Linked DNA regions of Homo sapiens: region 1 is linked to region 2. Evidence: chromatin contacts called from ENCODE Hi-C or POLR2A ChIA-PET data. All regions are on one chromosome and are shown on one strand. Each heading gives the region's core, a stretch centred on a gene start or an enhancer-like site at or near the end of the contact. The rest is flanking DNA. Distances are from core to core; before and after follow the strand shown.

The links. A loop is a pair of places that touch in the nucleus more often than their neighbours do. ChIA-PET counts read pairs that join two places held with the same protein, here RNA polymerase II (POLR2A). Pooled maps may share reads with other maps.
Region 1: a loop to region 2 is called in a map of aorta, with 2.5 times the contacts of the local background. The contact joins two enhancer-like sites. A Hi-C loop is called at or near these places in 4 of 168 maps with a recorded cell type or tissue (aorta, cardiac septum, chondrocyte and 1 more) and 6 of 50 pooled maps. POLR2A ChIA-PET finds 5 or more read pairs at or near these places in 2 of 52 experiments (BJ and MCF 10A).

Annotation. Positions count from the first base shown.
Region 1 is chr11:35,361,579-35,366,028 of GRCh38, forward strand. All of the region lies in intron 1 of SLC1A2 (solute carrier family 1 member 2), which reads right to left. Among named protein-coding and RNA genes, the nearest start is that of SLC1A2-AS2, 55 kb to the right of the region's middle. Within about 2 kb of position 2,618, at least 19 of the 41 ENCODE cell types and tissues checked have a DNase peak (open chromatin) inside an H3K27ac peak, as active enhancers do.
Region 2 is chr11:35,097,684-35,102,091 of GRCh38, forward strand. LOC105376627 (a long non-coding RNA gene) reads left to right here. Exons shown (of 4, transcript XR_931194.2): 4 at 1-171. Among named protein-coding and RNA genes, the nearest start is that of CD44-DT, 38 kb to the right of the region's middle. Within about 2 kb of position 2,553, at least 5 of the 41 ENCODE cell types and tissues checked have a DNase peak (open chromatin) inside an H3K27ac peak, as active enhancers do.

The DNA of each region.
Region 1 (4,450 bases), core at 1,368-3,867, 260 kb after region 2:
ATGGCAATCCTTTAGGTTAAGAAGAGGGGACAAATGGGTGAGAACACAGAGGACTCTGAGTCTAAGCCACAGAGTTGGATTTAGTCTTAGGGTAGAAAGGAATAAAGGCTTTTGTCAGCTGGGTACGGTGGCTCACACCTGTAATCTCAGCACTTTGGGAGGCCTAGGCAGGAGGACTCCTTGAGCCTAGGAGTTCAAGACCACCCTGGACAACATGGCAAAACCAAGTCTTCCACAAAAATACAAAAATTAACTGGGCATGGTGATGCCTGCCTGCAGTCTCAGCTACTCCAAGGGCTGAAGTAGAGGATCACTTGAGCCTGGGAGGTTGAGGCTGCAGTGAGCCACGTTCACACCACTGCACTCTAGCCTAGGTGATAGACACAGTGAGACCCTGTCTCAAAAATAAATAAATAATTAAAGACTTTTGTCATCATATTGGTAGGATTCAGGCTGCTATATAGAATTATTAATCTGACCAGAGGTTAGCACAGAGAATGGAGCTTCAGTTCTCACCTGGTATAGGCAATGGTGGAGATCGGGCCAGGGGACTCTCCAAACTACCATCTACCCCAGACAGCAGATGCCCAAGATGTTTTGCATGTGGCCTGATGCAGAGCTCTGCTCTGCACAATCCCCGCAGGTGTCTGGATCATCTAGACACACTCCTCACCATATCTGTGGCTCTTTCATAGCTGTCTCTGGCCCCTCCCTGGGCCATTTCAATCCCAATCTGAAATTTTCACAGGAGATATAACATCTGAGAGAGGACTGTTCTTCAGTTGGTTCCTAATAGCAGCCATAGATAAATATGTTAAAATAAAGAATCCTGTGGCCTGCAGTGGACATCTTTTGGAGCACCACCTGAGATTCCAATCCTACTTTCAACACTCATGAGCTGTGTGGCCTTGGACAGATTATCTAACATCTGTGAACCTCAAATACTTCATTCATACAACAGATGATAATAATAATAACTATTCACGGGACTGTAGTGAAAATTAATTCCATCAATACATGTGAAAGTGCCTGGAATGTGGCATGCAACATATGGTAACTATTATGATTATCCTTACTATGTTGTATTTGTTCATTCCACAAAAATTTCTTAGGCAAAACAACCATTGACTTTATGAGCCTTAAATGGCCTTTGAGCAACTTTGCTTTTGAGAGTCGCCATGGGAATCCATGGCAAATCCACAGCAAACTGGATTTTCAGGTCTCATGTCTTAGCAGCCTGACTACATCCAACTTCTAGTTGCAGCATCTACTCCCCCTTTTGGTGACATTTATCACTTTAGGACAATGATACTAGCTAATCTTCACTGAAGACTTACTATGTGCCAGCCACATTCTAAATGCTTCACATTTGGCTTGTTTGAATCTTTCAAAAACCTGATGAGGTAGCACTACTATTATTCCTATTGGGGACAAGAAGAAGGCACAGAGAGACTGAGCAACTTGCTGAAGTTCACAAAGCAGGTCAGCGGCAGACCCTCAAAGTCGGACTCCTGAGCCAATGCATGTTACTATTGCACACCCTGCCTCTCACTGGAGAGGCTTACTGTCTCTCTAGAGAAGGGGAGGTGTGCAGCATGAATGTCATAAAGGATGGGAAGTGGAGAAGCCAGGAGTGGCTGCAGGTGAGGTTCAGAAAGCAAAACCATCTTTTGGGTGTTGTGTATTCTGCCCCAGATGACAATTTTGGGGTTGTTCCAGACCGTGGATGTCTGAGTAGGAGGCAGACAGCAGGCTGTTGCCTGGTAGTGGGGAAGGAAGGGCGGATGGCTTGGAGCTTGGGACACAGCTAAAGTTGCTACAGATGCCTCTTCTCGGTTGCCAAAGGTTTTGTAACTTACAAAATAGGGAGCTCATTGGAGGGTTTCAAACCTCATTTGGGGTACAGGACCAGAGAATGCCTTCAGATCTCTCCAGGCTGTCAAATTCCAGGATACAAGTTCCCCCAGGGACATCTCTAACACATCTGGCTTGGTCTCAAAATGACAGAGGAACTAGCACTTAGAGCACTTTCTGTCAGCCAGTTGCTTTATACTGAGTTCTTCCAGCAACTCTCTGCACGGAATTATTATTATGTCCATCTTCTTGATGAGGCAAAGAGAGAGAAAATAACTTGCTCCAGGACACGTGGCTGACAAGGTCTGGAGCTAGGACCTGAGCCAAAGAAAGAAGGAAGAAAATGATATCTGGGTGTAGTACTTGGTACTCAATAGGTGTTTTGAACAGGAGGGGCATCATACCTTTTCCTCACTGATTGGTTCTCATTCAAGCATCTACAAAGGACCAGGACACGGAGGTGTACAAGGCAGGCTAGGTCTGTACCTGCACTGAGTGGTATTTCCTGTTCCACCAAAGACAAGAGCTTAGCAGGTGGCAGGGGCACCGGCAGAAAGAGGATGACCCTCAGACCCAGGACCCTGCACTGTTTTCCATTGCTGCCATCCCATGCACAGAGGCTGGATTGAAAAGCAGCTCTTGGAACAGAGTCTGCTTGCTCTGACACTAAGAACACCATATGTGTCCCTGCCACAAAGGGAGAGAAGACACTCCCTGCTGTTCTGGAGGTGGTGTCCAGGAGCTGGCAAGCAGCCTCTTGGCATTTTATTTCAATAGCTGAGGGTGGGGGCTGTGGGGAGAGTTAAGCAATGGAAAGTTTTCCTTTGTGCTGCCCTCACAAGGCATTTCTGGAAAGGGTCAGTTTGGGGTGATTCATCATCTACCCATGTAGACTCACACTGAGAAGCCAGCTCAGATACTGTGATTAAAAATACATTTCTTCTCACCTACTTTCTTATTAATATTCTGTAAGTGTACTAAAGGGGCCTCAGTCAATAGTAAGAAAAGTTCATTTACCCAGTAGTAGCTACACTGGCTCTAATCATTTGGTGAATGTAACTATCTACCTAAAGACTTGATTTTCTTTTCAAAGAGCTATGGTAAAATGCCAAGCACTAAACAATCCAGCAAAGCAATTACTTGCTCAACAGTCTGCTGAAGTTTGAATACCACTCACTAACTACACACATTAGGTAAGTGATCAGATTTCCCTGAGCCTTAGTTTCTTCATATGTAAAATGGAGATAATCAGGATACCTATTGTAGTCATAGGTTAATACATACACACCCCCATGATGGTGCCTGGAACATCACCTGCACTCAATACAAGTTAGCTATCATTATGCACACTCAACCTATTTCTTAATATTTATGGTCATTTATTCTCTTACTGTGTGTGCCAGGTGCAGGGCTGAGGGCTTATAGACATCACACAATTCAGTCCTCAAGACAACCCTGTGAGGTGGGTATTAAGCCCATATTACAGATGAGAAAATGGAGAAAAAGAAGTCCATACCTGGTGGATGGCAGAGCAGGGCAGGTTCATCTGAACGCACAGCCAATGCGTTTTAGAGTAAGACTGTGAAACTAGCAAGAGAGAAAACCTTATGATCTCTGTTTAACAGGTCAAGAAACTGAGGCAGAGAGATGTTAAGTGACAAATCCACATCCAGTTTTGTTTGCACAACACATGGGACAAACATCAAAGTGGATGGGTCAGGAGATGATACTGAGGAGGCCGAGGAATAAGCTGGCTTTCTCCCTTGACTAAAATAATACAGCAAAGGTGCTTCTGGTCCCTCTGGGGCTGGGTTGTATCCATGCCATTTGGGCAACTCCTCTAAGTGCCTCCAAAGCCCTTGACATTGCTCCTTACACATGATCAATGATATGGTAAAGCTGGTGTAACTACAGCCCTGCCATCAGCCTGGCTCTGAGGTCAGCATTTCCAGCATCAGTCTCAGTGTAGCATTCCCAAGTCTCCACAATCACCAAAGATCATAAACGGTGTGAGTTTGAATCCTTGTCGTAAAATCTGCTCCTAGGAACCCAAACCAACACAGAACCAAAGTAACACATGCCATTTTCAAGCAGAAACATTAACTTCTACATGTGGGATCACTCATCCGAAAAACTCCTCTTCATCCTTTAAAACCCCGCTCTGCTGTCTCTGTCTCTGCAGACTTCCCTGACCATCCCCAGCCTGCAACAAAAGTGATGTTTACCACTCCTGAACTATTTCTGTTTTCTTTACATAATTCAAATTGTTGTTACCCAGGGTGGACTGGCCATTACAGTTTATATGTCTGTCTGTCTGTCTCTCCCATCAGGCTGTGCACACCTCCATCGAGGCATCCACAATTTATTTCAGTTCCTTGGGAATTAGCAATGCATATATGGTCTACATCAGTGGCTCTCTACAGGGGTGACTTTTCCCCTAGGAACACGTGGCAACACCTGGAGACATGTTTGGTTGTCACAATTATGAGGTGAGGGGAGGGAGGCTATGGGCACCAAGTGGGTAGAGGACAGGAATGCTGCTAAACATGCTATAATGCATAAAACAGTCCTCCACGGCAAAGAATTAGCCAGCCCC
Region 2 (4,408 bases), core at 1,303-3,802:
AGGGAAAGCATTAGGAAAAATAGCTATGCATGCTGGGCTGAATACTGGGTGATGGATTGATAGGTGCAGCAAACCACCATGGCATATGTTTACCTTTGTAAGAAACCAGCACATCCTGCACATGTACCCTGGAACTTAAAATAAAAATTAAAATGTTTTTTAAAAAAGTCATGATGTTTTCTCAGCAGCCCAGTTTACTTTTCCAGACCCCTCTGGCATGTGTTACTCCAGAAAAAGGCCGGTGTGTGTGAAACCCAGGCCACTGTGACACTGTATAATGAGAGGGACAGGCAGGGAGGAGGGAGAAGGTTGCTCCAGCCAAAGCCAGCAGCACCCCGGGAGCTGCTGTATCTGGCCAAAGGCTGTTTACACTTTGCTGCAGACATCGAGGCCTGCTGTTCAGGGGAGGAGGATTTCAATATGTGACCCCACAAGGTACAAGCAGAGCCACCTCTGTCAGACTGACCTCGACAGAGTGGTAGGGCCAAGTTTTAGAAAGAAGTTACATTGGATAGGGAGGCAGGAAAGAAACACTTTGATTCTTGCTTTCTGAGCTTGTTTCCTGTACTCTTTGGAAAAAGAAGACCAGAAAACAGAGCACCTCTCCAATTGTGTGACAGAATGGGAAAATAATCAGAATTGATGGTGGTGGCTCTGCTTCAATACTGGCCGCTGCTGTCTTCCACCTACATATTCTCCTCCAAGTCCTGTAGTCTCTCTGTGCAAACTCAGATTCCACATCTGTAAAATGGGAACAATAACAAAGTTGACATGAGGATCACATGGAATAACGTATGTCTTGGACTTTTTTAAGGCAGGCAGTTATGTGCACAAATATTTCATTTGCTTATTTGTCTTTTTCTCTTTAACTTTTCCCTTTGTCCTACCTAATCCCTATTTCTCCTTTTTTTTCCATAAGCATATACCTCAGGCCAAAAATGTTCAAATGTTTCCACCAAAAATGCCCCTAACAAGCAAAAAAATATGTAAAAAGGTTTAGCCCAAAGTGTCCGACACAAATGTGAAATTTCATTGACATTTAAAGTTTATTTTTAAGATACATGTGAATCTTGAATTTGATTCCATAATATGTTCATGTGAATCATTTACAGTTAGTTCTTGGTTGAAAATAATGGAGTCCATTCTAGGTAGCTCAGGCAGAACAAGAATTTAAGGGCAACCGTGGATCTTCTAGGAAATCTAAAGCATTGGGTTCCCCACGTAGTGGAAACATGATGAAGCCAGTCCCCAGGGGCTGCCCCAGCAAATGTCCAGTGGTGTTGGCCTTGGACACAAACACCCCAGCCTGCCCCAGACAGAGGTGCTTGCTCTGATCCCACTGGGGACTGGATACAGAGGCTCTGCTACTGCTGCGTGTGGCTTTGTCACAGTGCTGCCCAAACAGATTTCTCAAGGCTCCTTCCTCATATTGCTTTTGACCGAATTGAAGTCGTTAGTGGTTGTATCTGCATGGTACTGCCTAAGACCCAGCCTATAGCCCAACTACAAGAGAGGATGGAATAGTAAATTCCAATTTCTACTTTATGAAGGCAGGGCTCACAATGTAGGACATTTTCCCAATACAGAAAAGACTTTGAATACACACTTAGTGGTCATAAACATTATATATCTTAACATTCTTTTTAAACCACCTATCTGCAAGTAAAGTGAATGTTTTGGAAACATACACCCTGTTTTTCTAAGCTTTGTGTATCTTTCATAATCTGTGTAATCCCAAGGGTACATGCACTGCAGTTTGAAAATCCAGGCCCTAGGCCCTCCAGAGGCATTGTCCGTTTTCATGGAATGTACTAGAGATGAGTCATCCTCAGAAAGAGAGTACAGTTTCCATCTCCTAAGAGTGGAGGCACATTCAAAGCAATTTGAATAATCCCAGGTATGAAATTATCATATTAGGCTCACGAAACTGATGCCCTTTAATGGCTTTAGAATCACCAGTCCCACTATGAACACACATCTCCTAATGCTTACACCAATGTCGGTTTCCATGTCTTCGTCCCACCTTTTCCCAGGGCAGGCTTAGTTCCTATCTAGTCAGAGGAATTCAGGTTCATTCAGCACATTTCATGTCCAGTTTTGTTTACAGTAAAGGATCAAGCCTCTCTTCTGTCATGGCTAATAATTCCCGTTAGAAATAGAAGCCACTGGGAAAAAGTCACGAAAAAGCCAGCACTCTTTTCTGGGAACTTCAACTTTTCTTATTTACATGACCTGAAGTTTCATCATCTTCATTAGCAGAAAGCCCCAAGTCTGTAATTGAATCTTTGAGAGAAGCAATACAATTCAAATTTCCCTGTGGCTTGAAGGTAGTGGGATTGGCACTGTGGAGGTTAACATTCTCTCTGCAAACTACAGGATGACATTCTCCTAACAGCACAGCCCTGTCATTGTTTGGGAAACAATTCTCCAGGGAGTGGACTGTAAAACCACTGGCCAAATTTCAAGTATGTCCGTGCAGAATGAGAGTTATTTTTCCAGTTGGTCACTAGAAATAGAGCCCAGGCAAGGGCCTGAAGAATGGAAAGTATGGTTCATAGCAGTTTTTTATTCTAAAAATAGAATGATACTCACGTCTGTAATCCCAGGACTTTGGGAGGCCAAGGCGGGCGGATCACCTGAGGTCGGGAGTTCAAGACCAGCCTGACCAAAATGGAGAAACCCCGTCTCTACTAAAAATACAAAACTAGCCGAGCATGGTGGCACATGCCTGTAATCCCAGCTACTCGGGAGGCTGAGGCAGGAGAATGGCTTGAACCTGGGAGGCAGAGGTTGCAGTGAGCTGAGATCGCACAATTGCATTCCAGCCTGGGCAACAACAGTAAAGCTCCATCTCAAAAAAAAAAAAAAAAAAAAAATTAAAGATAGCTTTGCTGTGCAAGAGACAAGATTTTAGGGCTCTAGCCCAGGGGTGAGAGGAAGGCTGTCCTGGTCAGCAAGGCAGCAGGGTCTTAATCTGCTGAGACACCACTTCCCTGCTTCAGTAGGAGCCTCATCTCTTGAAATCTGACTTCAGGACACTGAGCATAGCCCTCTTGCTGCCCAGCCCGCTATATTCCACAGGAAGGGTAAGACCCTTCCATCTCTCACCATGCTGCCCAGACCAGTGTGTTAGGTTGCCAAAGCTTGCGTTGGGACAGACCTGGGGTCATTAATACTACTTGTATTAGCTCCAAGAATAACCAATATTTTGGAAGAGGTAATACATAAATACTTAAGGTGGTGACAGATATATTTGCTGGATGGACAGGATGTGGGCCCATACAGTCTCACATGAATTTGAAACATGACTTGTGTTTCCCCGAGAGGACATGAGTCTGGGTGGCAAAGGTGGGGTGCAGTAGACAGCCATAAATCATGTTTCACTGGCCCCCTTGCTATTCATACTTCAATTCTTCTCAAAGTGTCACTCGAGTATTTCTGAGCATTCTTAGGGGTATGTCAAATATGCTCCTAAATAAGCCCTTGCCATTTCCATTTGGTGCCTGCCATTTTCCTCTTGTGCACCTCTGGCCCCTCAGTGGAGTCTCATGGCCATGATTCTTTAGCTGGCAACCACTGGGAGAACCCTCATACCCATGGCTTCCTCTGTGCACTCAAGGCTCAGCTCCATGACAATGGGAAATCTTCACTGCTCAGATTTTTCTCACAGCTTGTCTTTCCCTAGAACTCTCACATTGAGTCCACGTGGCACTGGACCCAATATTGACATAGTCATGATGTCACCATCCTGGATCCAAAATCATCCCGTCCTTCACACAACAAATGCTTTGTCATCTGGGCACGCTTCTCTGCTGAAATTCTCTCCTTAGAGTTCCAGTCCCAATCTGATGACTTATGGTGGGCAAAGCATTTAACCTCTCTGGGTTTCAATTTACTTATTTATAAAATAGGGGATGTGAGCTAGATATCTTCTAGAGTCTCTTCTATTCCAGGGTTTGCTGACCCCTTGGAAGCATGGTGCTTTATCAAGCAATACACAAGAAGATATATTAGGTACTTCCATGTATCAAGCACTAGCTAGGTGCTCTGTAAATGGAAAATTGCTATTTTCTTTCATCTTTCTGACAAGAACCCGGCCTCTCTGGTCATCACTTTGCTTAAAACCCTCCAGTGACTTCTTGTCATATTTTGGAAAGAATCCAGGCTGAGTGGCATCCTACCTCAGTGCTATCACCTCATTCTTCTCTCATTTTTTATTTCATATACTCCAGATGGCTAGTCTTCTTTCTGACCCTGGAATGTGCTGAGCCCCTTCACACCAGGGCTTCTGCAAGTGTTCATTGTCCTACCTGAGATGCTCATCTCCCAGGTAACCCATGACTAACCTCTCACCATTCGGGTCCCCAAGGTTCCTTGCTTGACATCTGCCCCACTTTCAGCCAGCTTG